Linked DNA regions of Mus musculus: regions 2, 3, 4, 5, 6 and 7 are each linked to region 1. The links are chromatin loops, found by intact Hi-C in ENCODE. Cell type or tissue: heart. All regions are shown on one strand. Region 1 has its middle 32 kb from the start of Cdc7. Region 2 overlaps Tgfbr3 (transforming growth factor, beta receptor III). Region 3 overlaps Gm42146 (a long non-coding RNA gene). Region 4 overlaps Gm33474 (a long non-coding RNA gene). Region 5 overlaps Gm33474 (a long non-coding RNA gene). Region 6 holds the start of Tgfbr3 (transforming growth factor, beta receptor III). Region 7 overlaps Tgfbr3 (transforming growth factor, beta receptor III).

Evidence for each region. Peaks named below come from ENCODE experiments on the same cell type or tissue, not always from the same donor. Only the 100,000 strongest peaks of a DNase experiment are listed, where the experiment ranks them.
Region 2: it touches region 1 in a loop (2.8-fold over the local background); 3 of 42 quality-filtered maps call a loop at or near these places.
Region 3: a loop joins it to region 1, with 2.4 times the contacts of the local background. A loop is called at or near these places in 2 of 42 quality-filtered maps.
Region 4: a loop joins it to region 1, with 2.3 times the contacts of the local background. A loop is called at or near these places in 2 of 42 quality-filtered maps.
Region 5: it touches region 1 in a loop (2.4-fold over the local background); 2 of 42 quality-filtered maps call a loop at or near these places.
Region 6: it touches region 1 in a loop (4-fold over the local background); 23 of 42 quality-filtered maps call a loop at or near these places.
Region 7: it touches region 1 in a loop (2.4-fold over the local background); 5 of 42 quality-filtered maps call a loop at or near these places.

The regions. Positions count from the first base shown.
Region 1 is chr5:106,994,526-106,998,525 of GRCm38, reverse strand. No RefSeq gene overlaps it. Among named protein-coding and RNA genes, the nearest start is that of Cdc7, 32 kb to the right of the region's middle. In heart, a CTCF peak has its summit at 2,449 (motif pointing left); DNase peaks (open chromatin) are centred at 2,065 and 2,485; H3K27ac peaks cover 2,434 bases.
Region 2 is chr5:107,165,983-107,169,982 of GRCm38, reverse strand. The region is part of intron 4 of Tgfbr3 (transforming growth factor, beta receptor III); the gene reads left to right. Among named protein-coding and RNA genes, the nearest start is that of Gm42146, 74 kb to the right of the region's middle. In heart, no CTCF peak of the experiment used is centred here; DNase peaks (open chromatin) are centred at 1,862 and 3,152; H3K27ac peaks cover 1,252 bases.
Region 3 is chr5:107,085,776-107,089,775 of GRCm38, reverse strand. Gm42146 (a long non-coding RNA gene) reads left to right here. Exons shown (of 5, transcript XR_880522.2): 5 at 3,357-4,000. Among named protein-coding and RNA genes, the nearest start is that of Gm42146, 6.7 kb to the left of the region's middle. In heart, no CTCF peak of the experiment used is centred here; DNase peaks (open chromatin) are centred at 1,355 and 2,385; H3K4me3 peaks cover 221 bases; H3K27ac peaks cover 2,457 bases.
Region 4 is chr5:107,060,033-107,064,032 of GRCm38, reverse strand. All of the region lies in intron 3 of Gm33474 (a long non-coding RNA gene), which reads right to left. Among named protein-coding and RNA genes, the nearest start is that of Gm33474, 13 kb to the right of the region's middle. In heart, no CTCF peak of the experiment used is centred here; a DNase peak (open chromatin) is centred at 1,582; H3K27ac peaks cover 2,796 bases.
Region 5 is chr5:107,050,284-107,054,283 of GRCm38, reverse strand. It overlaps Gm33474 (a long non-coding RNA gene), which reads right to left. Exons shown (of 5, transcript XR_001784912.1): 2 at 734-855. Among named protein-coding and RNA genes, the nearest start is that of Gm33474, 3.7 kb to the right of the region's middle. In heart, no CTCF peak of the experiment used is centred here; no DNase peak of the experiment used is centred here; H3K27ac peaks cover 3,599 bases.
Region 6 is chr5:107,287,220-107,291,219 of GRCm38, reverse strand. It overlaps Tgfbr3 (transforming growth factor, beta receptor III), which reads left to right and starts at 1,591. Exons shown (of 17, transcript NM_011578.4): 1 at 1,591-1,965. In heart, CTCF peaks have their summits at 1,805 and 3,832 (motif pointing right); DNase peaks (open chromatin) are centred at 1,709, 2,579 and 3,479; H3K4me3 peaks cover 2,904 bases; H3K27ac peaks cover 2,149 bases; H3K27me3 peaks cover 279 bases.
Region 7 is chr5:107,127,317-107,131,316 of GRCm38, reverse strand. It overlaps Tgfbr3 (transforming growth factor, beta receptor III), which reads left to right. Exons shown (of 17, transcript NM_011578.4): 14 at 739-856. Among named protein-coding and RNA genes, the nearest start is that of Gm42146, 35 kb to the right of the region's middle. In heart, no CTCF peak of the experiment used is centred here; a DNase peak (open chromatin) is centred at 1,876; H3K27ac peaks cover 3,189 bases.

The sequences.
Region 1 (4,000 bases):
TGTAATTCCAGGCTGAGTGGAGAAGACTGTGAGATCAAGTCCAGGCAGGGATCCTGTCTCAAGAAACAAACAAACAAACAAAATGTAAGGCTGAAGATATAGCTCAGGAGTCAGGCGTGTGCCTGGCTATAGGTTCAATCCTCAGTGGTCGGGAGAAGCACAGTCCAAATATTGAGCTGTCACTTTAGTCTGTAACAGAAGGCATTAGTTTGCTTGTTTGTTTGTTTGTTTGTTTGTTTGTTCTGACAAGCTGGTTCTTTATGGGGAAATACAAAGAACCTAACAGGAACAATTATGATAAGAAGTTTGGAAGGTTTTTAATAAAGTTGCAGCAACCATGGCAGTTTGGTGCTAATATAATAATAAAAACATAGATCTGTGAAACTGAGATGACTTCAGACATTGACATTAAAGTCATTGACAAAATCATTGACTTGACTGCGACACTACGGCAAACCAATGTCCTCTTCAGTAAAGGATGCTGGAATAACTGGAGGCCGACATAAAGGTTCATAAATAAAGAACCTTTCTTCATCTCATATGGACCCAGTGCAAAAATTCAAAATTAATCTAGAAGAAAAGGCAGAAGAATATCTTTGTAGATATAAATTTGACAAAGATTTCTTAAACATGAGACCCAAACCATGCTCCCTTAATGAAAAATATTGACAGATTCAACATCCTGGAAATTAAAAGTTTTGCTTTTTTAGAAAGAGACCACTGAGAAAAAAGAAAAGATAAGCCATAGACAGGAAAGGTATGTGTATCTACTAAGAGACTTATAGCCAGAATACATAAAGAATTCTAACATGAAAAATGAAATAACTTTTTCAGGAAAATGGGTGTACTTGAGATTATTATAATTGAATGAGAAAACAAGACCCAGAAAAACAAATACTGGATGCTTAACTCAATAGGAGAAACTAGATGGAATGACACATGCATCCTTCATGTCACATGTTTGATCTTATTGATTTGCAGAAGTGTAAAAAAAAACAAAAAAAAAGAAAGAAAGAAAACCCCACCCAGGAGAGCAAGGGTAGCAGCAGGGTCTGACATAAGGGTGAGGGAAGTGTTGGGGTGGCAAGTGTTCTAAACTTGGTTATTACTATTATACTGCCTGTACTGCTATATACATTTACTTAAAGATCAACTATATAGCCTTATAATGGGTGGACTTAATACATAAATTATACTCCAAATAAAGATATTAAAACATAGAGCAGAAAAAGCTGAAAGTCTTTTGTGGGGGACAATGGTTTGTGCGCGCGTGTGCACATTTTCCTGCATAGGAGAGAAAATACCCATGGGAGGTAGGTTTGAACCTGAGTGTATTGGGAAACATAGCAGGTCTGAGTTTGCTATGTATACCATATGCTAGCCGTATGAGTTTCAGTTATGTAGCATCCCAAGCCTGTTTTGTGCTTTGTGTAGCCCTATAGTACTAGTGAGCTTTGATGGCAGCATATGGAACATGTTAACCCCAGGCCTGACACCACAGAAGGCACTTGCTGAGGTAAAATACTGAACTGGTAAGTTCTACAAAAACTCAAGGCATTGTCCTAAACACAGACTCGTAGGCTCTCTGGGTGTTTTGTAGTAGAATTCCAAGACACCCACTCACCTGACTTAGTAGCGGCCTTATTAATGAGGGATGCTGTCACTGCTGTTCACAAACCAAAACCATGGTTTCCAGTACCGGTGCTGCCAGGATGGCTTCATTTAAATATACCAGAGTTACTCTCTCTGGGTTCCCAGGGTAGACCCCTCCTCCACAGTGGGGCGGTTAGAAGAAGTCAGAAGTGTCCTGTGTAAGATGATAATGGCACGGAACACAGGATGGGGGCTGGAGACTAGCTGAACACTGTGTCTGTGGGCCGGAATATATGAAGAGTAGCCTAGCAGGAGGTCATGGAAAATTTCACAGCCCAAAACTGGCATTTGGAGCTGAGCTGGAAAGTTATGAACACAGGATGTTACTGAAAATGGTGCCGGGCTGGGCAAGGATGCTACCTGAGGCCTCGGCAGGCTTCACCCCTGCCAGTCAGTCACAGGAGGATGTTGGGTCATCAGGAAATAGGGATTTGAAATAATCCCACAGGAAGGTGTGAACAACACAAGTGACTGGGGGCAGGAGGGGGGCAGGCAGGAGAGCCCAGCAGGCATTCAAAGATGGCATTGTGGTAGATTCTCCCACCAGCCCCCCCCCCACTCCACTAACACATCCTGGGGGGTGTTGGGGTGCTTTGGGGAGGGTGGCAACTCCTGGCTCAGGATTCTGGCAGCCAGCCTCCCGTTTAACTGCTTCAGTGGACACTTGCTATTTATTTTGGATTCCTGGTATACACTTTTACTTTTTTCTTGTAACCTCACTTGAATTGTTTTGGGAGGAATTTCCTCTTCCCCGTTATGTACACAGTCTTAGTCAATACAGGCATGCTGCCCTCCTCTGGCCAGTTAGATTCTCTCTTGGAACTCCAAATAAGGATGAGTCATGGGTCACACTGGAGAAAAACTTGAAGCCCTGATTCCAAAGGCCTTTGTCCAACCTAATTTCTAACACTGGAACCCCAACTCTCCCCCAGATCCTTGGCTGTTCTTCTCTTCTGTGACCTCATGACCTTCGTCTATTAAGCTGTTTAGCTAAAGAGGGCTGCAGTCTATTCTGTTACAAAGAACAGACATGGAATGGAGATGATACATTTGCTTGCTGCCATTTTCATGGGGATGCAAGGTGGGAGAGCCTACCTCTAGCTACCCACCTTTGACCTTCAGGTTCCTGGACCTTCTGGCTATATGAATGAGTACAGGAGAGTCGCTAAAGCCTTCCAAATGTCAATTCCCCCTGTAAAATAGAAACATGGGGGCTGGAGAGATGGCTCAGCGGTTAAGAGCACTGACTGTTCTTCCAAAGTCCTGAGTTCAAATCCCAGCAACCACATGGTGGATCACAACCATCCGTAATGATATCTGATGCCCTCTTCTGAGGTGTCTGAAGACAGCTATAGTGTACTTACATATAATAAATAAATAAATATTTTTTAAAAAGAAATATGATTACTTTTTAGCACTGTCAAAATTATATGAATTCATTCCTCATGTACGTGTCACTGGCCCAGTAGTAGCCTGGAAACCTGTGAAGAAACAAAGGAGAGGCATGAACAAGATGGACCTATTCTTCACGGATCCTATGTCCTCCGCATTGAGGAGAGGCACTGGAAACATTTGTAAGTTTGGTAGTGTTAGTAGAGAACCTCCCAGCACTTCGGGGGTTAACAAGAGGCCCCTAGGAGTCTGGGAGGGGGGAATCTCTTCCTCCTCCTGGATGTGCCTTTCTCATCACACGATTCTGCCTGTTGTAAGCATGTTTTTTTTTCTTGGTCATCACGAAGTCCTGATTTCCTTCAACACCTGCCTGTTGTATGTGAGACCTAGATTCAAACCCACTCCTTTTCACAGGTGGGACTTAAGGAGAGGCCACGGTTCACCAGCCTGGGAAAGGCACAGGGAGGCACTAGCGTCTTTAGAATAGACTGCTTCTCATGCTAACAAGGTCAAGACAGATTCTTTCCTCGAGTTGACCTTGACAAAACTGTGGTTAGGACCAGACCAGCCTGCTGCTTGAGCCAGAACACCTGCAGTGAGCCTTCCTTCCCCTCTGGGACACTGACTAGCACTCTGCTGAGAGTATTGGCTGTGAGTCTGTGCCAGGACTTCTCCTCTGGGGAAGTGAGTTTACATCAAAGGGAGTATTGAAGGCTATATACCTTTCTCCCCAACTCCTTCCCTGCCTCCAGCTGAGCAGGGAGGGAGCCTGGCTGAAGATGTGTGCTGTGAATCACCCCCCCCCCCCTTGTCAGAGAGCTATAAGAAGAGACACCAACTCAGCCACTTAGGCTTGAACTCTCCTCAGATTCCTCACCACGGTCATAGTTCTCCTAACAAATGCACCCCTGACAATCTGACTCAATGTCTCCATAAACCCTACATCCAATACCTT
Region 2 (4,000 bases), 170 kb before region 1:
CAGTGCTGGGAGCTGAGCCAGGACCTCGTGTACCCTGAGCATGGACTCAGGTGCTAAATAAACTACAGTCTCCGCTCCAAACTAGATTTCCTAAAATCTAGCATATTTTTACTTTACTCCTTGTCCCTAACTGTGGTGGGGTTTTTTTGTTTGTTTTCATCTTGTGGGCAACAAGGTGGCTCAGGGGGTTAAAGACACCTGATGTACAAGGATCTGCACGGAATTTGATCCCTAAAACTCACAGAAGGTGAGTGGCAAGAGCTAAGGCCACAGAGTTGTCCTCTGACTTTCATACATGTGTCTTGCCCTACTAATGATTATTATTCTGTTGTTGTAAGTGATTATTGTGCTATTAAATGTCACTTATAAATATTCTACATATCATTATAATTACTATTAGTAGGGTCATTTAAAACCTCACTTTTATATTATATATAAATATTATATATGATACATACATATTATACACACACATGCATACATATATACATATATATAAAACATAATTATTAATGTTAGGGTCATTTCAAGCCTTGCTTTGTATGCCAAACCCAAGTTCTTTTCCCCCTTCAAGCTCATAATCTACATAAGAAATTTTCAAGATGAGAGCCTGGCAGCCTCATGTTGTGATATGTTCCTGAAATCCCAGCACTTTGGAGGCAGAAGTAAAAAGATCCAGAATTCCTGGCCAGGCTGCCTCATAGTGAGATCTTGTCTTTAAAAGTAAAATAATAAAATAACAACAACAATAATAAATTTAAATGAGAAAGAGAGAGACAGACAGGTACAGACAGACAGGCCCTAGTGACTGATTCTTAACAGCATAAAGTGTCTGGTCTGGCCTATCCATTTGAGAGTTAGCTGTTTTGTAGTCTACTTAAAGCGGGGAAATGAGGATGCCTAAGACTAGGAAAGTCTCCGGGAAGAAGCGGCTGCTTCCAGTGTTATACTCTATGGGTTTCTGTCCTGTGATTTCTTTTTTCCCAGCCATTTTATCATTAAATCAGGAAAGAAATGTGGATATCTTTGGCAGCCAGATGGGGATAGGACAGGGCAGATGTTGGTCTCACAGCACAGTGACCAGGGTTTGACATATAAAAATGCAGGTTTCTAGTTCAAGTTGAGTTTCAGATAAATAAATTTGCTTAAGTATGCCTGTGCAATATTTTAGACATAATTACACTAACAAAATCCATACATTCTTTAGCTACAGTTCAAGTTTAATTTGGTGTCCTGTATTTTTTTCTGGTAACCCAGGTTTTTGTTTTTGGCTTAATCTCCCCAGCATGGGTTCTAGTTCTGGCTCCAGCACTAAGGAGTTGTGCATCAGGGCGCATGGTTGTGCTACCCCGGGCTCAGTTCCCCCATCACAGATAAAGACTTTGGATTATTTGGATTAAGCTGATCTTCCGAGTTCCCTCAAGTTTTTTTTTTTTTTTTTTTTTAACTCTTATGCTTTGATAATGCGGCTGCTAGATAACTATATCCTAATTTAATTGGAAACAGAAGATAGCAATATGAACCCTGCCCTCCTCAGCAAATCTGAGTAAATACCAAGGCATGGCAGTTGGAATAAGTGAGGAAAACCGAACTTTATTCTTTGGCTTTGGCTTAAAAACAAATCAAAACTTAATCCTAATGAAAAATGTAAATTAATACCAGGAACACACTGAATATTTAAAAAACAGCTCTGCGTGTCCAAAGAAGGGGGAAGGGTGACTGAAAAATCCTTATTGCCAAAATCTGGCTTACTCCTTTTCCTTAAACTGGAGGGGGCGGGGAGGCCAAGTATTTTGGACCTCTGCCACCAAACCACAGGCAGTTCTCTGATTTGCACTGCATTTTGGATGCCTGACAAGACTCGGTGAAAACAAGTGCTATTTGTTTTCCTGTGCCTAGTATTTAACTGGAAATCAAAAGGCTAAATTTCCAATCAGTTGTTAAGCAGCCCCAGATGTGAGCTCAGGGCCGCACTGGGGGGAGTCAGCCTAATAAGGCGCATGCGCCACCTAACAGGACACATGCGCAGCTGTTACCTTTCCAAGCCAAGCAATGTGTAACCGAGGGTTAGTGTGTCCAAAAATGCTCTGGGAATAACTCAGTCAAGCTTGCATGTGGAGGAGGGAACTTAAAAATAAACAAATTGAAAAAACTCCTGGGTTCTATGGTTTTGCATTAAAAAACAAAATCTTTCTAACATCCTTTGGCAGCTCTGCCCCATACTTGAGAGCCCACAAAGTTAGCAAACCTTCTATGATGTCCTTCGTATGAACTGTTCACCGATTCAGCATCCGTTTTTTCTGCCCGAGTGCTTGAGGAAAATGACCCAGGGATTGACAGGGAAGGGTGAGTCACCTACGTTCAGAGAGCTTTCTACCGCTCGCTCGCAGAGCTAGCTAGAAAATTGGGAGTTGAGGTTCAGTGTAAAAATGTACCGTTGTTTAGATCCCAGAAGTTGGAGAAAATGAGACTTGCCCTCTTGCCTGTGCAGACGAGGTAGCAGCTTCCGGGAGGTGGACTCTGAGGAGCATGTAGGCAGATGGCTTAGGGAACTGTAAACAAACGGAGCTTCCCACCAGGCTAGAGGTGTCACCCCTGTGTCCTAGGGACCTGACTGCACCATTCAGTGAAGTCTTTCCCCAAATAAATTCTCTCTTGAAGGCAGATTAAATAAACACTTCCAGATTCGTGGTGGTTCTTTTCAGTATCTCTGGCCGAATGACTCACTGTGTCCCGAGGAGATTCCAAGTGGTTGTGTACCATGCGTTTCTTCTCAAGAGGCCGCTTATCTGTTGGTTTTGTGGCTTGTCCCTCAGAGATGTAATTATATGGGGATTGAGCCTTTCAGGAGCTGGGGTCAGTCAACTACCATATTTCCTAGAATTGAGTTTCTGCCCCTTTGTGGTAAGAGAGCCTCTCCTAAATGTCACTGTGGCACTTAGAACGTTGGAGAGAGTCCAGTTTCAGCTGGTAAACCTGGTCCAGAGAGGGCTTGTAGAAGCTTTTGTCCTGACAGGTTGGGGAGGGTGGTGACTGCAGCGTAGATGAGTGGCCCAGAGCCCTGGTTTGCCCTCTTGTAGTTTCCTAAGCGAGACATCCTGTCCAGGAGGACTCACCCAGTGTGGACTTTTCCTGGCTCTACTTGGTGTGTTGTGTCATGTCTGTGTGTAGGCACGGCCCCAGCCCTGTGAAGGCCTCGCTTTCATTCAACAAATTGAGGTTAAACAAACTTGAGTACACTGAACAGAAGATTGGTTTTCCTTGCATAGTCCAAGGAGGTTCTTTAGAGCTCTGGAATAAAGCTAATCTGGTGACGTAATGCATCTGCCCTTCCCAGGCACCGGCATTGATGTCAAAGGTTAATCTCTGGGGCTGTGGGTAACATAGTGGACAACCTCCGGAGAGCTATTTGGTAAGAAAAAATGAGTGTTTTGTTAAGGGAAGTTACAGAATGTTTTATTTTCATATAATGAGAGGAGAGGAAAAACTCTCCCAGGAGGCTCTGGGATGCTGATGTGAAACTTTTAGGCTGTGCCTGGGTGCAGATGGTGATGTTGTGGGACAGCTCCCAAAGCTACCTCACAACCCGTTTCAGGGAATGGCTGCAGCATGGCTCAGCTCCTTTCTGGGTACACACAAACTGTCCACTTTGCTTGAGACAATGTAGGTTTTGCATCTCCGATCCTTGTCATCTAGTTTTCTGGCTTAGAAATCATCTTATCGTGGGATAGAATCTGTATCTTAATCTCTGCTTTTGCCATTACTCCTGGGTGGTTTGGAGTCCCTGGTGCAGATCAGGGTTAGGGTTAGGGTTAGGGTTAGGGTTAGGGTTATGAACTGTGAGTGATCCCGTGGTGGACGTGGTCAGCAGGGTACCCTTTGGATTGTGAGTGATAGCCCAAGCCGGAGCTCATGCACCTGCCACCTACAGCCCACAGAAATGATAGCTCACTTGCTATCTCTTGCCCCTTTATCTTTATCTTTTGAGAAAGGTTGGCAT
Region 3 (4,000 bases), 91 kb before region 1:
AGACTATGAAAGTCTGGCAGAATTGATCACTTATATCCTCTTGCACATCGGGAAGCCCAGGAACACAGGTAAGTCTTTCTTAGTCATTTCTTTGTTCAATTGTGGTTTTTTGTTTCTTTGTTTCCCAGGTTTAGGGGCCAGGCTTGGAGGTATTCTCTAGGTTATGGTAGGATTTAAGTAAAAAAAACACCTTTGGATTCAGGATACTTTGTTTGGTTGCTTTTCAAGACAGGAACTTGATTCAAGTCAAGTTCTGGATTCCCAGAAGAAGTAAAAACCAAATGGACAATCATTAAGAAATATTGCCACAGACTGCTTAACTAGTGCATTCATTCATTCATTCATTCATTCATCCATTCATCCACTCATCCATTCATCCATCCATTCATCAATTCTTTCATTGATTAGTTTATGCAATCAATCAGTCTTATTTCTCCGAGGTTCCCAACACCTAGAGGACAGATTTTTCCCCTACAAAGAAGAGTTTGGCTGTGCTGCCCACTGTGCCCGCTGTAAAGGAAAGCTATATGTCCTATGCATGTGTGGGTAAACAATTTCATATAAGAACATCTTGATGGGTCCCTGAACCCAGTACCAGTTGTGGTCTTTGTCCAGTTGACTTTCTGGTTTTCCTACAGTTAAAACCGGCAAGTGGCATTTAAAAAATCTGTAATACGTGAAAGCATATCTCATTATTCCAATTCCATTTCTTTAGCAACTGTCAAGTAAACAGCTCTTGTGTACTAGGCGATTTTTCCCTGTGTGAACTGTGTAAATATACACCTTGCCAATTCCCCCACTTAGAATTTGCCATTTTCAGTGATCAGATTTTATATATATATATATATATATATATATAATTTTAAATTTATTGCCATTAAATTATATTTACTTATTACTGACAATAGACAAAGGTACATTATCGAATGTTCCTGTCCCGCCGTGAGCAGGGGGGAGGCGAGAGGGGGGAGGGGCACTCTTTGCAGCCATGGACTTGCGGATTCTTAGTCTCTTAGCTCCTAGACTCAGAGGAGAAAACAAGAGTTTTCCAAATCTCTCAGCCCAGTGTGCAGAGCCTCCACCAGTTCCCCCACCTGCTCCCCCCTCCCCCACAGCGGGTGGTCTCCTTGCCAGGTCTGAAGGGATTATCTGGGATCAATATTTGAAATAGTTGATTTTTTTTTTCTAACTGGAGTTAAGTTTATAGGCTTTTTTTATTTAACCACCAAACACCAGAAATAAAAACCTGGAAGGGAGCCAACTTGACTCTGAGCCAGGGCCCTCCCTAGCAGAGGAGCGGTCCTCAGTCCCAGTTGCTTTCCCTAGCTGTTGACAATTCCTTTCAAAGGCTGAACAATCCCTTCACTTCTCAAATTCTTCGTGGGAGTAGGGCAGCCCGGAGTGATTCCTAGAGATCCTGTCTTCCCAGGTTGGCCCCTGATACCGGAAGCTTCTGGGGGGGGCCTGGGCCCCCACGTGACGGGGGGGGGGCACGTGACCGGGGGCCCCAGCTCTGGTACTTTCCAAGGGGGATTTTCAATTGCTGGCTCTGCAAATGTTAAGGCCTCAGTGGTGGGTCAGGGGTTGGGGTGCAAGACTCAGAACATCTGAGGTTCAGTCCCTGAAAAGTGGGTGGGGAGGGGGTTTCATCAGACTAATCCTTAAGAACTAGACTTCGGGGTTCAGGGAGGGTTTGTCTCCTAACACCCAGGTATGGAGTACCAATTATGTATCATGCACTCTCCTAAGCTCCAGTGAACAAGACAACAACCCCTACCCCCACACCACCCCCTTGTCCGAGACACACACACACACACACACACACACACACACACACACACAAAGCTGTGGAATTCACAGTGAGAAAGACAGACATGGAACAAATAATTCTATAACCAAATTTCAATAGTGACAAGTGTAAAAATTTTGTTTAGTTTAGTAGGAACAGTTCCATGGCTTTGTGTATAAGTTCCTTCCTTTGAGAGACTCAAAGAACCATCAAGGGAGGCTTGGTGGTGTCTCTTTCTCTTGCCTCCTACGCTTAGGAATGGATGGGTCATCCTGAGAAAACAGACAGCCCTGACAAGGGTAAGTTGCAAGGACAGGGCTGGAGGGAGGCTGGGCAAACGGGAGTGCCCTCCTCCTTGCCCTGGAAGCAGCTGGATTCAGCTGTGACAGCAACACCCCAGTTGGCTCTAAGCACTGTGGAGCTGGTCCCAGGAACAGCCTTTGCCTCATGTTGGCCTTGGATGTGACTTCTTAGTGAGCTCTCGTTGACCAGCACATTTAGCTCCTCCTCTGTCTCCTACTCTTTCATGCTCAGGACTCATGTTCCAGATGGGCTCAGCTGGCAAGCATTTGAGACATGTCTCAGCATCTTGTGATGTGTTCCTGAACCCCTGGGCCTTGTGTGCAGTGAGTCATTGGCTCTGACTGACTCCTGATTCATGCTGGCCCATGGGTCCTTGGCCCATAAACCAAAGCCCAACAAGACCTGCAGGGGACCCCTGACCGTTGGCTCAGCTTTCTACTACTCTCTTTTAGCCTTTTTCTCTACACTGATTCTTCTTCAATCCTTTCGATGAGGGAAGGGTTTCTAAGCACCAGTCCTGAATCAGGACTCTTTCTTGAAGCTCCAGTTGCTCTCTAACTTCTGCTGTAGCTAAGCTGCAAGACTGGGTGCAGTTGGGAACCCTGTCAAGGCAGGGCTATTGCTGTTACATCCAAAGGGAAGGATTTCTTTCTAGAAACTCGGATGGTCAGAATAACCAGCTCAAGCAGTAGGAGAGGAACTTCTAGGATTCTGGTTGAGAGCGAGGACCAGGTCGGCACCCTACCCAGCTAAGCAGTAAGTTTCCTGTGCCTCAGATCTATCATCTATAAAATATAAGCACCAAACTCAGAAAATTATGAAGATAGAATGAGTTAAAATCCTGGGATAGTGTTAGCAGTATTGCTGCTTCTCTGGCTTTTGTAGGTCCTCAGCCCCATTCTACAGGACGACTTTCTGCAACTTGAGGTTGATCATATGGATTTTATGACATCTCCTCTTCCTGCTTCTTCTTAGCACTCTACAATAGCATTCTTCCTTTTAAATGTTTCATTTTATTTTATTGGTGAGCATGTGTGCACGTGTGCATTCATGTAGAGGTCAAAAGACAGCTCCCAGGGGGCTTCTCTCCTTCCACCATGTGGGTCCTGGTGATCACTCGAATCACCAGGTTTGGTGACAAGGGCCCTCCCCACTGAGCCAACTTACAGGCCTCAAACAATGGCCTCTCTTCTTCCAGCAGACCAACAGCAATGAGCTGGGCAAACAGCAGACTGACTCTGGTGTTTTGGTTCTATTCATCCAGGTTTGGATTGGAGCTCAGTCCATTCACAGCTTGGACCTCAGCTCACCTCACCTTACAGGAAGCTATTCATAGTGGCTCCAAGTTGAAGTGGCCATGAGGAAGGCATTTCCCTTCATCCAGAGCCAGTTCCTGTAGCAAGCCCTCAGCTGCCAACATTGCCAGAAGCCGAGAACTGAGAACTTCAATAAATATTAAATACGCCTACCAAAATGGGATTGGACGGAAAGGCCCAGAAGCCAGGGCCACGAGGGGACAGCCTACAGCTAATGACAGAAAGCTGAGCCACCACATACCTTGAAGCCAGGCTTACTGTATGGTGGATGTTGACCAGTTTTTAGACCCACAGACACCATGTATGGCAAGTACTGTGGGGACGGCCCCTGAGAGCGGAAGAACAGCATTGCCCACAGAGGGCAATTCCTTGTTCCGAATAGTCTGACTCCAGCCTCTTACCTACACCACTCATATAACTGAAGTTATGTGGCTCTGAGAGCCGAGTCAGAGAACAAGAGAACATTCTAGGAGGACAAGCTAGAACAAGCGAAAAGGCTCCAGGGCTTCAGTCAGGACTCTCAAATAAAGAGGTCAAGTTAGCTGCCCTATCCAACTTCATGAAGATGACCAGGCAACAAAAACCACTCACA
Region 4 (4,000 bases), 66 kb before region 1:
ACACCTGCAAATAGTGCCACTCCCTGAGTCAAGCATATTCAAACCATAACATCCTGTTCTTCCTTGTGCCTCTTTTGTTTTTAAATTGCTACAAATATTTTTGCCTACTTTCCTTGGGTATATTTATGCCTCATAAAGGGTATAGTTACACCTTGTAAATATTTCTTTTCTTCTCTTCCACCCCCCCCCCCACCTCCTTTCTTCTCTCCCTCCATGTCTTCCTTAACTTTTCTTTTAAGTTGCCTGGGCCAGAAATCACCTCCATCACAGAGCCTTTTATTTTCACTTAGCATTGATGCATCCTTTGTCTATTGTTTCTGGCATTGATCATCAACCTCACAGTGACATCCTGTCTTACATTTCTGACTGACTTCTGAACATCAGCTTCCTTGACTCAATGAATAATTTGTCTTTCCGATATATCCAATTTTAACTTTTTTCTAGACATTTATAATAAAACATATTAAAATGCAAGTCAAAGTATCACATTAGTTCGTACAAATTTCTTCTAATCTATAGAAGTGATCTGCAAGCATCCATGTTAATTTTATGGTACTTTATGACATGAAGCACCTAGAAAATCAACTTAAAGGGAAGAAGTTTATCTTGTCTCATCCTTCCGAGGTCTCAGCTTGTCATAGTGAAGAGTGAAACATCTCATGGGTGTCAGCTAGAAAGCAAGGAGAGCGAGCCAGAAACCAGGATTAACCTCAAAGGCATGGCCCCAGGGGCCTACTGTCTCTAGCTAGGTCCCACCTACTGAAGTTTATACCACCTCCCAGACAGTCCACAGCTGAGGAGAGGACCAAGTGTGCAAACAGTGAACCTGTAGAGGACACTTCACACCAAAACCACAATAGCATTATTTCTGAATGCACCAAACTACACAAATGCAGCCAGATCCAAGTCAAGTGCTTTGCAGTGGACCATCCTACCCATCTTTCACTTAGGTCCATGCTTGTTTTGTGTGTGCCAAAGAAGAGGTGACATGATGTGGGAGTTGGGCTCATTACGATTTACCTGAAAACACTGAAAATGAAAGCCCATGAGTTGGACTGAGTAGTAGAACTTGTGTGAGCCATACACTTAAAAACAGACAACAGAGTCTGGGAAGAATGGGTAGCCTGTGGTTTGCAACCAGTCAGTAAGAAGATCGATGGGCAATGGCAGCTGGACCAAAAACCCAGAATTTTACCTTCAGGTAAAATTTGTCTAGCTGATCCAGATTCCCTTTTCTGCCTGTTGTTTTAAGATCCTCCATAATTTTCTCCCCTCTCCCAGCCTGGTCAACTCCGTCAGCAGTGTGCCATGCTCTGGCATCGCCTATCACTCTCCCCTAACGCTGTGCTCAGTACGCCAAGGCCTCCCCCTGCCCACTCCCTATTCTGTCTCCGCTCTCCCCATTTCATTTTGTATCTATTTAGAGCACCTTTGACAGGCTAATCTTTCTAAAACACTTTTGCTGTGTCACAGCCAAGAATTCTGCCTAAGGACCTGTTGTCACTTTAGAAATGTGGAGTCGCTTTACATAGTAACAGTCTATAAATAAGTCCGCTTGTTAGGCAAAGCAGCAAGTTTTTAATCTGAGGGCAAGTCCAGCACAGCACAATGTGTACGCGGAGTGATGGACAGAAATAAGAAATCAGGGCCACTGGCCTCTGCCACCTGCCAGCCTCTGAGCCGCGCTGTTTGGTTGGCTTAGGCCGGCAGCATTGTTTCTGCCTGACCTCTGAAAGCTTTGATGGTTTCCTTCACCTCTCAGAATGGTGCCTTTGAGGATATATCACTCTCTCCTCTGTTGTTGTGGAGATCCTCCAACAATTTGTTTCTACCATCTCACAGCATGACCTTCTAAACCCTCCTAAACCCTTCTACACTCCAGCAAGTTGTTCTTGCTTTGTCCTAAATGATGCTGGATATTGCTGCATCTGAGCTCTGGTTCCCAGCTCATCTGTGTCCCAGAGGACAGTCAGTGGGCCACCTTGGGCTGCTGTGGAGGAACTCCACACACCTACAGCTGTCAAGACTTAGCAACGTGTCACACATGTGTCTCTTACTTTGAAAAAAGGCTAAACCATAGTTTAGTTCCATGACTGAATGGTGAGTTAGCTTTGCACACAGGCTGCCTAGATTCAGTCAGTCAGCAAACTTTGTGTATGAGCAAACTGTTTGAAGTTGCTGCTACGTGACTGATATTATCTGTACATCCCTGGCAGTTCTTGTGCAGACTTATGTGTGGTACTGGAGAGATGTTCTCTATTCTTTTTACTGCACCTTCTTAAATCCTCAGGACCAAGGAAACTAACCTCTGAGTAGTCAGTAAACCCCACCTCAGAAAAAGCCACATTTTCTTTCAGCAGTTAATGCAATCTCTGTGATTACAAAGGAAGCTGCACCAGAGAGGTTCTGCACCTGACCGTGTGCCTTAAGAAGGTAGTTATGGGGTTGAGTGTGGTAGTGCATGCCTTTAATCCCAGCACTCAGGAGACAGAGGCAGGTGGATCTCTGTGAGTTTGAGGCCAGCCTGGTTTACAGAGTGAGTCCAGGACAGCCAGAGCTGTTACACAGAGAAACCCTGTCTCAAAAACACAAACCTGAAACCAAACACAACAACAACAACCGATGACCACGAGAAGGCAGTTGTGGTAGTTTGAATAAGAATGGCTCCCATAGGCTCCTATATTTGAATGCTTTACCATGGGGAGTGGCACCATTTGAAAGGATTATAAGGATTAAGATGTGTGGCCTTGTTGGAGGAAGTGTGTCACTAGAGGTAGGCTTTTGAGGTAGCAGACGCCCATGTCAGTCCCACAGTCTCTCAGCTACTGTTCCAGTGCCTGTCTCCCTGCCACCATGATAATGAAGTAAACCTCTGAAAATGCAAGCAAGCTCCCAATTAAACGCTTTCTTTCATAAGAGTCACCTTGGTCATGGTGCCTCTCCATAGCAACAAAACGGTGACTATAACACTAGTCTTGGCAGGGGCTGAGACACATGGCAGCCAATAAGTCTAAACTATGGAAGCAGACTAAGGAGTTTAAATTGCATCCGTGTGTAGTGAAAACTTTGGTTTCTTTAAAAACTCAATTATGTTCTTGTTTTAATCCCAGGTGTGGGATATGGGGCTGCCTCAGTTTGTCCACAACCATTAACTATGATTATCTCATGCTCTAGGAGGGGCGTAATCTTTGCCAGCTGCAGATAGTTTAATTCTGGGGACCCTGGAGAGTACATAAATGCCAGAGCTGAGAGAGAGGCAGGAAGTACTCTGAAGAAGATGGCGGCTGCTCCTGATTGTTGTTGTGGTTTGACGAGATAAAGAAATTGGAGCTGTCCTGACAGCAAAGATTGGACTTGCCTCAAGGAGATCAATGGCCCTAATCAGCAGGAAGTAGCCTATGGGGTCTAAGTGTTGGACCTTTCCACTCTAACCTTCTTTCTCTTCTACCTAGTGCTGGAGGGTTACAAGGGATCAGAGTGGAATAAGGGTTGGAAGGGAGGTAGACGTATAAGAACCCAATAAAATAACACAGCGAGCTCGCCAACATCCATGTCTGACCCTGTGATCACGATGTCTGTACCATCTAGAAGGCTTCTGGTATTATGAGGGTCAGGCTTTGAAACCATGTCTCAAGCCTTCCTACTTCAACCTCCTGTCAAAGAAAAGTTCCTTGTCACACTAGAATTCAGTCCTTATTGGAATCATAACAACATGGCCCCCGTGCAGAGCTCTAAGAGGTCTTTTGGAAATTGGTCATAATTTTGAAATAGTAAATTAAAATTCTAGAGGGAACTGGAGGGATGGCTCGGGGTTAAGAATGCTTGCTGAAGACTTGAGTTCAGATCCTATTGCCCACATCAGGTGGTTCCAACCACCTGTAAGTCCAGTTCCAGAGGCTCTACACCTCCCTATTCTGGCCTCTGTAAGCACCTACACTCATATGTTCACATGCACAAACACACACACACACACACACACACACACACACACAGATCTTAA
Region 5 (4,000 bases), 56 kb before region 1:
CGAAGGTGGAACTCTCATGACTATATTTCCTGAAGATCTCTCCAAGTACAGCATCTCATATATGACTTTGGTAGGGATGGGGGACAGTAATATTCAAACCATAATAATATGTTTGCACCTGTCTCGCTGAATGGCATAGGGATACCTGCAAGGTTGGTCCATGTGTGAGACTTTCAGAAAGAGAGAGAGAGAGAGAGAGAGAGAGAGAGAGAGAGAGAGAGAAGCAGATCAGAGGAACATTGTGGTCCTGTGTAGAATGAGAAGACAAAGGAGGCCTATCTTGAAGTCTGCTTCTGCCGCTGTTCTGTCTCCTCCCTGGAGCAAGCTGATGAACTCAAGCCAGAGTGTTCTCCAGAGAAGCTGCACACAGGCGGTAACCTGTATCCCTGAGGGCTCTGAGAGCCAAGGGGCTGGAAGCAGAGTAATCACACAAGGTAAATGTGTATGAGTGTGTGTGTGCGGGGGGAGTGTGTGTGTATGCGTGTGTGTGTGTGTGTGTGTGTGTGTGTGTGTGTGTGTGTGTGTCTAGCATAATAAACACTGGCACCACTCAGTGATAAGAGAGACAGTGAGGAAGGGGGCACTAGCTGATTTAGTGCTGAGTTTTGATACCGCAGCTCCTGGGTACCAGCCCAGTGTTGGCATCTGCAGGACTTCCTGGAAACCTGCCCCCTCCCTCAAAAGGAGCCTGAGATCCCGAGTGGCAGCAGGGATGGAGCAGTGCTGGCTTTACCTGAGAAGCAGGGTCAGGAGAGTGGGTTTGTAAGACACAGAACCCACACAAGAGCAAGAGGACAGGCACCCTTTGTGGGTATTCCTGAGATCTTCGTGAGAGCATCAGTCTTAGAGTTGATCCTAGAAGTGAAATGTAGACTTGAGAACTCTATAGACATGAGTTAAGAGAGGTTTTGGCCTTTATGTATGTCACATATAGTAAGGTATTTCCTTGCTGGTCTGCTACATCATCTGTACGGTAAACACAATAATGATACCCATATGTTGAGAGAATTAAATGAGATAATATTCTAGAGGCATATTATCTGCCCAGTATCTTGGGGTACAGTGCTTAATGACTGTGGGGGTTCCCTGCAAGCTCTACTGTTAGCATAAAACTGAACTTTGGGAGCCAAGAGGAAAGCCCATTCAGCACAACTTAGGTAGACAGGTGGTTCAAAGTTCTGGAGTCTGACCCTGCTGTATGCCGTATGTGCAAGCATGCACATGGACTTGATATGTCAACCTAGCACAAACTAGAGTTATTTCAAAGGAGGGGACCTAAATTGGGGGAAAATGCCTCTATAAATCTGGGTGTGGTAGTACACACCTTTAATCCCAGCACTTGGGAAGCAGAGGCAGGTAGATCTCCATGAGTTCAAATCCAGCGCAGTCTACAGAGTGAGTCCAGGACAGCCAGATCTACACTGAGAAACCATTATCTCAAACAACCCACAAAGGAAACAAAGCCTCTCCACAGTATCTGGCTGTGGGGTATTTTCTTAATTAGTGATTAGTGGGGGAGAGCCTACGAGTATTGTGAGTGGTGCCACCCGTGGGCTGGCAGTCCTGGGTTTCTATAGGAAATCAGGCTGAGCAGGTCAGTAAGCAGCACCCTCCATGGCCTGTGTCTCAGCTCCTGCCTCCAGGTTCCTGCCCAGTTAGAGTTCCTGTCCCGATTTCCTTCAATGATGGATTAAGATGTGGAAGTGTGAACTGAACACACCCCGTCTTCCCCAAGTTGCTTTGGTCATGGTGTTTCATCACAGCAATAGTAATTTTAACTAGGACAGATAATATAAGTATGTATATGCATGTGTGTATATAAGTATGTATGTATGCATATGTATGTACACATGCAGATGTGTGTGTTTGTGTATGTTTCTCCCTCAGGACTAAAATATGAAATTGTTAGAGCTTGTTCGAAGCTGTGGTGCTCTTTTCAGGATCTCAAACTCAGTTCCCAATGAGTAGCATGGGAGTCATCTGCCAGGGTCCACAGCCATGCATCTCCCTCATGACTGGCTGTCAGCACGCTAGGGCCAGGGGAAACTGTGGCGATGGCTGATGAGCTGGTGACAGGCCCAGGGAGCAGCCGTACTGGGAGGACAGGTCTGTCAGGGTGGGCACCTCCTCCAGAGGACAAGGGTGAGAGGTGAGGAACCCTTCTCTAACAGGGGAGTGAGGACAAGGTGTCAATCACCACCAACAGGTGACATGCCACAGCTCCTGTCAGCGCTGCCGGACTGTCTTCTCACCTATGCAGAATGCATGAGTCAGAGCAGGCATCCATGCCGGACCTCCCAGGGGCCCGGGCAACTCTCGTTACTGCCTCCTCAAAACACGCAGAGTTTGTTTAAGCTCATTCTCTGTATCCGGAAAAACTTGTTCCAGCTGGAGCTGGAGTCTTAAAAGGACTGAGTTCTTGCCTGAGAGAAGGTGCCCCGGCAGCCTTACCTTTCTATGATACCACTTTGGGCCAATGTGAGAGACAAAGACTATGACCTGGAGAAGCCATTCATTCACTCCATGCTTTTAGTATCTTCCTATTTTGTGTAATGGACAAAATGCATTCCCAGTATTTGAAGAGGATGAAAGCTCAGCTTCTGTCCTCGAGGACTGACAGCTGAACAAGAATGGGAACAGAGCAATGAGGAGAGCGCCAAGTACAGTGCAGAGGGCAGTCTGTGATCCAGGCATGCGCAAAACAGGCTACAGTCACAGGTAGCGCGTGAGGGACGTGTAGGAGTTTGGGGAGAGCAAGTTAGCGTGCTTTAACCTAGGAAGGACCAAAGTCAATGGAAAGATGTGAAAGAGTCAAAGAACACGGTCAGAGCAGACAGTAGGAGACCTGAGACTGGTGGGCACAGACAGTACTTTCTGGTTGCAGGGGGTGGAGAAGTAGGGGAGGGGAGAGAGGGTCACTCTGTGCCTTTCCAGATGGCAGTACTGTGAGAGAGTGAGCAGAGGGTATTCCAGTAGAGGAGGTAGCACAGACCGAGAAGAAACCCGGTGCATGCTTGGGTGATGGGAAAGGTGGGCTGGCCTTCGTGAATTAGAAAGGGGCCGGGCTAGGAAGGAGGTTTGGACTTTTAATTCCACAAGCAAGTGGAACCGCTCCAAGTTTGTGTTGCTTCGGAGGTATAATGCTCGTGTGTGTCCTGTGCGGTGTCGAGGAGGATTTTTTCCCTCATATGTAGTCATATAAACTCCAGAACAACCACATACAGGTTTCCTTCGTGCCATAAAATGCTCATATGTCTCTGCAACCAACCCTTTCCTCCATCACACCACACCCCAAACCACCAATGTGGCCACCTATGCTGCAACTGATTTTCCTAGAACATTTGTTCCTACTTCTGCTACGAACTTCTTCCTCTCAGAGGGACACATTTCAGACTCATTTGTGTTTTGTGCGTGCACCAATGGTCTCATGTTTGTTTGTTTGTTTTCAACCAGGAATGTACAGTGTTTTCTGGAATCTCCAGGGGTGTTAACTTGTTTCCCTCAATGTCTAGCAACGTAGCATGGCTTCTCAAGTGGCACCACCATAGTTATGTGTCAGTAGGTTGAGCGTCAGCAGCACCCAGATGTGAGCCCAGTGGAGCAGTGTCTTCTAGGAGCTTGTTAGCAGTGTGGTCCCTGAGCCTCATCTGGGTACATTTGCTCTCACTGTGGCTCCTATATTTTATATAGGTACATAAACACACACACACACACACACACACACACCCATATATATATATATATATATATATATATATATATATGAATGACATGAAAGTGTAAGAAAAACTGTCAAGGAGATAAAGCGACCTAATTGGGGGGGGGGGCGCAGCAAATGAAGAGGAATATGTTTAACTCATAGACACATATGGAAACCTTCAAAAAGTAAATTAATTTTAAAAAACAGGATCTGGGAGGAAGCTCAAGTCGGTAGAGTTCTTACCTAGCACACCATAAAACCAGGCTGGGTGTCTGGGGACTATAGTCACGACTGTTGGGG
Region 6 (4,000 bases), 290 kb before region 1:
TATAAGTAAAACTCCATGGACAGTAACAGAGTATAGCTAGGATTGTTTATAGAGCTAGCGGTGTAATGCTGGTCGGTTTGGAATCTTTGCTGATCTTCGCTTCTCAGAGGGGCATAGCTGAGAGCTTCTCCTGACATTCCTGTTGGTCCCTGCTGCTGCTGAGGCTGAGGCCTGGCTGTTTCTGCTACGTAGTGCCACCGCTGTTGATTTGTGTTGACTATCCTGACTCTACTGAACTTCATATATCTGTGAAGTGTTTGCGAGTGGATCCAACTGTCTCTTCAAACCTGTGAACTGAACTACAGATTTCCAGACAACACAGATGGGAGTTGCTCCAAAGAACCTTTCTAAACAGGTCTACTTCCCCATATCCTTTGGTTTTTCCTACTTCTCTGGAGGGTGGTGGGCAAGAAGGGAGGTTAAAGTGTTTAAGAAACATCATTAAAAATAGGCTTTAAAAACTTAAAATTACAAAAGTCTAGCTGGGCTACTCATTTGTGCAAAGGTTCCCTGACGATCCAGCAGCTGTCAAGACTGGAAACTTGTCTTTGAACCAGACACTTCAGTCACTCCATCTGTTGTGGCACCTGTAGAGTTTCCCGTGAAGTAACTGGTGACAGAATTCCATGGATAAAGGTGCTTGCTGCCAACCCTGAAGAAATGCACCAAAGATGGATTCTTGGGCCCTACTTGAGGAAAGGGAGAAAGTTGTCTTCTGACCTCTACTCTGGCCAAGGCTGGTTCTGAACTTGTGATTCTTCTGCCGTACTTGGTTGTATGTGGTGCTGGGGCTCAAACTCAGGGCTCTGTGTATGCTGGGCAAATACATTACTACCGAGCTATAGCCCCAATGGGCAATTCACCTTTTAATAGAAAGTGAAGCGTAAACAGTGCCAGATTTGTGTTGGTGACTGAAGTAGCTGCATTCAACTCTTGCAAAGCACATTCATGCAGGCAGGACCCTGTGTGCTCGCCTATCCTGTGTTCAGAGGGCCGCGGGGAAACCGTAGGAATGGAATTCAGCAGCTGGAGAAGGCACTTTAATTCAGCAGCTGGAGAAGGCACTTTGAGCTAGGCTGTAGAAAGTAAGAGACCCTGACCACACCACAAGAGCATATCTTTAGATAACCGAAACTGGAGAAAAACCAAACTGGGGCAGAATGAATGTGTGCATGGGGCTTCGATGTGGGAATGGGTTTCTCTGAGATTTTTTTTAAAGGAATTTTTATATCAACAACCAGGAATCCAATAAAACTATCTTCTCCTAAGGCCCTGGTAGTTTGAAGGATCTAGGGAAAGGCAGCGAGTCTTCGCAGTGCGCGCCACATCCCGGGTACTCCACACTTCTTCCAGGCCGGGGATGCCCAGCTGTCATCCCATCTCGGGCCGAACCCCCCCCCCCCCCCCCCACACACACACACACCCGACTTCCTTTCTATCCTTACAGCTCCAGCCTTCTCTGCCCGAAGGGAAGCACAGGCTGGAGCAAGCTCTCTAGGCTCATCCATCAGCAGTGGAGGAGGAGGAGAGGAGGGGCAGGAGGAGGAGTTTCTAGGCGGCCGAGCCCCCGAGGCCCGCGGTGCCCTTCCCCCCTTTCGCTGATTGCTGTGGCTGCGCGCCCGACCCCGCCCGCGCGTGTGCGCGGCCGAGTTAGGGCGCCGCACGGGCCTGATGGGGGTGATCCAGGCTTTCGGGGACGCCGAGCGCCACTTTCCTCCTCCCTGGCAGTGAGAGAGAGAGAGAGGTGGAGAGGGAGAAGCGGGCTGCTGTCCTTCCAGGCCACTTTCGCTGCGCGATTCCGCGAGCTCCCGGCAGGAGGTGAAAGTCCCCGGCGGGGTCCGGATGGCGCAGTTGAACTGCGGCTGCTGAGCTCGCGGCCGCCTGCGCGCGCTGGGCGCGGGGACTCGTCTGGGCTACTCCCCCACCTCGCGTTGGACGACCGGTCCTGGACACACCGCTTGCGAGGTACGTGCGGTTTGGCGCCCTATCAGAGGCTGTGCACGCTGCGTAGTGCGGGTCGGTGCCTGCTTTGCGGGGTTGCTCTGGCCATCCAGGACCCCGAGGCTGGGACCTGGCTTTGGTCCCGCAGGGTTGACGCTGAGCGGAACCGGGATCCGCTGCGGTCCCGGGTGGGCAGCGCCGGGGAGGAGTTCCCCACACCCGCTTTCGCTCTTCCTCTCCACGGTTTCCTAGTCCCGTGCGGGGCTGCAGGCCACTGCGCTCCTGGCGCGTGACAGCGTGGGTGGGCACTCGACCATGATGGGTAGCAGAGGCCGCGGCCGCGGGACTCGCGCGCCAACGCCAGTCCTGGGTCCCCGCTGGCCGCGCCCTGGCTCGGGGAGTCAGTCCCGAAAACGCTGTGAAGGACGCTCCCGGGTTAACCTTGTGGCGCTCCCGCTGATGGTAGAGGCTCCCTACGATTTGTGAACTTGGTTGGGACAAACTTGAAACTCTTGGATGTTGCTAGAGGAATCCGCTTGTAGAGTTGGGCTTATTGGGGCATTTGTCCCACCTTCCCGCACCGGATAGGAGTGCAGACAGCTGGAGTGACAAGCCGCAAGTATCACGGCTTAGGTGTTGGTGCAAACAGTTGCCCTACTCGCTAACCGTGAACTGGGAGGACACGGTCCCCCAAGGTGGCTGTGCGGTTTGGAGGAGTGCACAGATGTTTCTGACTGGGACCGTGCGGAGCGCAGCACAGGTGTTAGCGCCTCGTGCTGCGCCCTGCTGTGACAGGAGAGCCGCGAGGATAGGCATCCCGTGAGTGTCAGACTGAGATAAAGAACCAGCCAATTTAAAATTTCTTCTTTCTTCGAAGAAGTGAGCGGTTTGGGAGGGTACCAACACGCAAAAAAACCCATATCGGGATCCTTTAATATCCAGGGAATGGCCCTTTAGATTGTAGCGGGTAATTTTAGGGAGAGCTCAGCAGGTCCTTTTGGGGTACTAAAACGGGAATATATTGATCCCTCCCTGTATGTCAGTATCTCCAGCAACTCCAGCTAGTTCCTGTCAGGGCTTAAAGACTACGTCAACTCTGGTTCAAAGTGATTTTAGTGGACCCATTTTACAGATCATATATGCTAGACTCCAGCAGCTAGAGGCAAAGTTACTTGTCCAAGGTCACATAGAGCTTTCTGTTACTTTTAACCCAAGAGCTGCCTCGGTCAGTCATGGCGGAAAGTGTGGTAAGATCCATGGGCCCTAAGTCCTTGGCCCTCTGTTCTCACCCAGCTTCCTGTCTGAGTTGAATACATCTTTTGAAACACAGATACAAATTATCTGTGATTAATTTAGAGGATCATATACGTATGTACTTTGCAGGAGCCAGAATCCAGCTTCTCTGAGTCTGGGTCCAAATAATTATAAATAGAACTCTGACTCGTGTTAATTTCAATCTTTATTCTTCATTACTTTTATTAATCCACCAGACATTGTTGATCAAGGCCGCTTGGCTTCCTTAGGAAACAGCTTGAGGCTGGCACAGGAGGCAGGGAAATAATTCTTACCCCCTGAAGGGCTATTAAAGACGACTTGATTTCATGCCATTGTCTCAGCAAGAGGATGTTGCTCTGTTTCTTGATGTTCTCTGCTTTTGGCTTTAATTCTGCATTGTTTAGCATTTCAAGGCTTAGGCATACTTTTTTCTCTTGACATTGTTGTCAGCTTTAAACGTCCCCTATTGTGATGGAATCTGGCCACCCCACACCACCTTTGCTTAACTGTTGATTAAGATATGTACATTAAAAAACAATAAAGTCATCAACTGAGTTTTGAACCCCAGCACTTCAAAGGCCTATGCCTTGAGAAATTCATTGTTATTTTAAACACTAGCCAGCAGGGGGCGCACAGCATATTATTGATGTCCTGCTGACATCTAGACCTGTTTGTACTGTGTGTAGCATATATTTCAGAAATGGAAATTATTGTAGCTTTATCTAGTACAGTAACTAAGTTGCTTTACGATTAATTCCAACTGGTTAAAAGTGGGATGATCTTG
Region 7 (4,000 bases), 130 kb before region 1:
TCCTGTCTAGATTTCTGATTAGTTTCAGGACTTAAAATATCTAGAAACTGCTGGTCTCAGCTTACACACCTAGGCGTCACTCCCTCCCTAGGACCTAAGTTAAGCACAGTCAACCCCAGGCTAAGCCATGGATATGGTGAACTGATAAAATATTCACTGAGCATGTGTGAGGGACTGGATTAAATCTCTAGCACCAAGAATAAAAAATAAGCCAAATCAAAATAACAAAAAGGGAAAGAAATGCTGTGGGAAGCCTAATGTTGTAGAGTGAAAAAAAAATATCCAACAACCATGACAGTGTGCGTGGTTATATTAGAAATATAAATCCTATCATTGTATAACACTTTAAGTGCAGTTCCCCACAGCTACAGATCATGGGTGTTATCACAAACCACTTATACAAAGCCACTATGGTACAGAGCCAAAAAACCACTCCTGCAGTTCTCCAATTGACAGACTAATTCAGAAATATCTAGCTCTTTTGTGGCCAAGGGGCAAGGAAGATGTTTGTAAGCTGTCCATTGGTAGTTGCATCTTCCAGTGTAGCTGAAAATACACTGGGCCTGTCGTGATAGCTCCCTGGTTATTTAAGGTTCTTTGAAAAGCACACCGATGGCCTGTTTTTCCCATGGTTCATAGCCGTGAGCTGTCTGATAAGGGGCCAGAGGACAATCGTCTGCAGGCCTGGGGAGGGTACTTCTTTCTGAGCCATGACTGCCTTGCTCTGCCTCTCCACAGTGTGTGACTCCTGACGACGCCTGCACCTCTCTAGATGCCACCATGATCTGGACCATGATGCAGAATAAGAAGACATTCACCAAGCCCCTGGCCGTGGTCCTCCAAGTAGATTATAAAGGTAAGCATGGTGGCCTATGGCGTGTCTTGTAAAGATTCCCTAGAACATACATGGTGAGGAAGATGAATAACTCCTGCAAGCTTCCTCTGACCTTCACTAGCACGCTGTGACACTTGCATGGTATGACACATATACACTTTCCCAAGTTGTCCTCTGACATCCATCCACACGTGTTCTGTGGCACACACACACATACACACACACACTTTATAGTGAACAAATAAATGTAAAAAAAAAAAAATTAAGCTAAGTTAAACGCCAGTTGGTAGCTTTAGAAAAGAATTCTTTGCCCCAAGAGATTTTCCTTAGCTGATTCTGTCCCTGTGGCTACTTTGTAACTTATTTACAGATTGTTTATTCCTTAGAGAATAGCTCAAGGGACCAGAGAAAGGGCTTAGTGGAGGAGTCTAGGTAGCATGCAGAAGATTCTAATGGCCACTAAAGTATCAGGTCAAGGTAAAGGTTGGCTCTGCCCTGTTACTCTCCGCTACACTCAGATGTGCTTCTGTGAGTCCATGGCGTGCTGGGGCCTGCACACTATTCACAGTCCAGCTTTCCACACTCATGATTCTACTGGCTCCAAGCTGCCATACCCTTGAGAGGGGCTGTGACCTGTGAGCATTGTCCATTTAGGGATACTGGCAGAAAGAAAGTTGACATTTATAAATGACTTTTCAGAACCTTGTACAAGAGCAAATGCTGGTCCTCCTTACACCTCCGGTTTCTGTCCCTTTATGTATAAGAACACCCACCATGCTGTGCCGAATAGAAGAGGAGGTGAAATGTGTGGTGTGAGCACCCTAAGGAAAGGTGGGGGCAGACCTCTAGCAGGGAACCCTGAGGACTGCGGGGAGGATACCACAGCACCAGGGGCAGGAGTATGCTACAATGTATCAGGCAGCTGTCAACAGCTTTGGGGTGGGACCAAACGCAGCAGGGAAGATCTGAGTAGTTACAATCTTCCCTGTCTGGAAGCAGCCTGTCACTCTCCAGATGCCTTGCTGTCTAAGGGTGTCAAGCTGAGAAAAGGCTGGCAGGGTGAGAGGGGATGTCAGGCCTCCAGGGTAAGGTATTTCAGGATTAGAATCACAGACCATGTCATTCCATCCTGAAGGGCAGAGAATTGCCGAGCAAGAGCCAGTGAGGAGCTCGGTCCCAGCTGCTAGGCATTAGAAGGGAGCCATGCTGACTGGTACTGACACCAGATCTGGGGTTTAGGGCACCCCTAGGATGGCACTTTAGGGCTGGGGTTTGACAGGATTAAGCAGTGGGCGGTTCTGGAGCAGGCATGAGCTACCAGAAAAGAGGCAGGTGGGTGCTGCCAGTTTCTCAAATGCGATTGGGCCTTTGTCAAAAGAGCTGTGCCTTTCCGTGTGCACATTCCTACAGAAAGGCAGGGAGCATGGGGTAGGACTGGCTCACAGCCTTGAAGTTGAGGACTCTCCTCTTGCTCCCTCCATACCCAACTGGCTGTGACAAAAACCTCACAAACCCTCTTTCTCATGTTCTTGTCTGGAAAGGGAGCATTAGAACAGGGGGCGTGGAGGTCAGCTGACCTGTAAGGAGGAGCCGATTTCCAGTTCATTTCCGCCATCCTAAACGCAGAACGTTCATCTCAGATGCTTATGGCTTTTGTCCTGAGTGTGGTTTCTTTTACTTTATTGGTTGGTTTCTAAAAGGTCTGGTGGTCTCTCTCTAACTGGGCTGCCCAGATACTGCTGCCATTTTGTTGCATGTAGGGGAAAGGAATGTGAGTAAATTAACTGTATTGCAAAGAACTCATAGTTGGTCAACAGCTAGCTGTGTTTTGTGCTATAAAAGCCATTAACAGCAGCAGCCACATGTTCCCTGTCCCTGTCCCTGTCCCTTACCTATTTTGAGAGCACTCATTCAGATGGTAATTGAACACAGCAACTGGCTGTGCCCTGTGCCAGACAGTACTTAGGCCTTAATATTACAACACTATAACTTCCAGCAATTCTTTCATTCTTTTTTGTTAAACTCTGGTGGTATTTTTCTAAGTAATTTCTCTTGTAAAGTAGGTAATTACTTTTATTCAAACTCAGAGCCATTATACTGAACACTCAGTGTTTTCTTTACATAAAACTCTAAGAGGAAAGGTACTTTTTTAAACCAAATATCAAAGCAATTTCATGAGACTCGCTAGTTGAGGTGAGATTTTAGTTGGAGAAGCAAGTGGGTGAACCGTTTATTGCTCAGGTTTGTGAAACAAATTGAGAAGTTGAACTTGAGCTTCCCAAGGGGCTGTGTGCAAATCCGTCTTCCTTGGCAGGAACAGGTAGGTTTTCTGCTGATTCTCATCTTTATGATGATCCCCTCACCCTGTATGATTAGTTTCTTGGGCTCTGAAATCATTTCTGTTCCATGTAGAGCACTGAAACCTGTTTCAGCTACACAGGGCATTGGAATAACACTGGGAAAAGGCAGGAGATCACTGGCCCAATAGTCCTGGCTTATTTAAAATAACAACAGCTAATGCTCTTTCTGAGAGTGGGCCATCAGGGGGGACCTGTGGGTTCCCCAGCTGCTTTACTGACCTGATGCTATTCCTGTTGATGTCCTTGCCACAGAGCCGACTATCCCTGCCCCTTTGCTCCATCTTTCTTTACTGCAGTTGCATTTTTATGGACCATAGATACAGGCAACGTGTCAACCACCACTGCCGAGAACAGGGACGTCTTTCAGGCAGTGTTTCTTCCTCAATGGGCAGGGCAAGTGGCCATCAAAGCTACATGAATAATAGTAGGTTTTTATTGGAACCTTCGTGAAGGTATCACCTTTGGTCTTTAAGTCCTTTGGGATCAGTGTTGGCTGATCATCTTGCTACTTAAACCTTCAGCAATAGGTGAAGATGCTTAGACTATTAATGGTGGTGAGGGTCCCACATTGAATTTGTTTTGTGCTAAATGCATAGGGTGTTACAGAATTTAATTCTTGCAGCAGCTCTGTAGAGAGCCTCTCTATCAAACTTGGACACACACCTGCATATAGCAGACCAGGATTCAAACCCATTCTTTTGATTTTACATCTTTTGCAAACCTTCACGTGTAATCTAATTCCTATTTTTAATAAAACAAACATACATCTGCTGGTACTATGGGGAGTCACCTCCTCATCTCCACC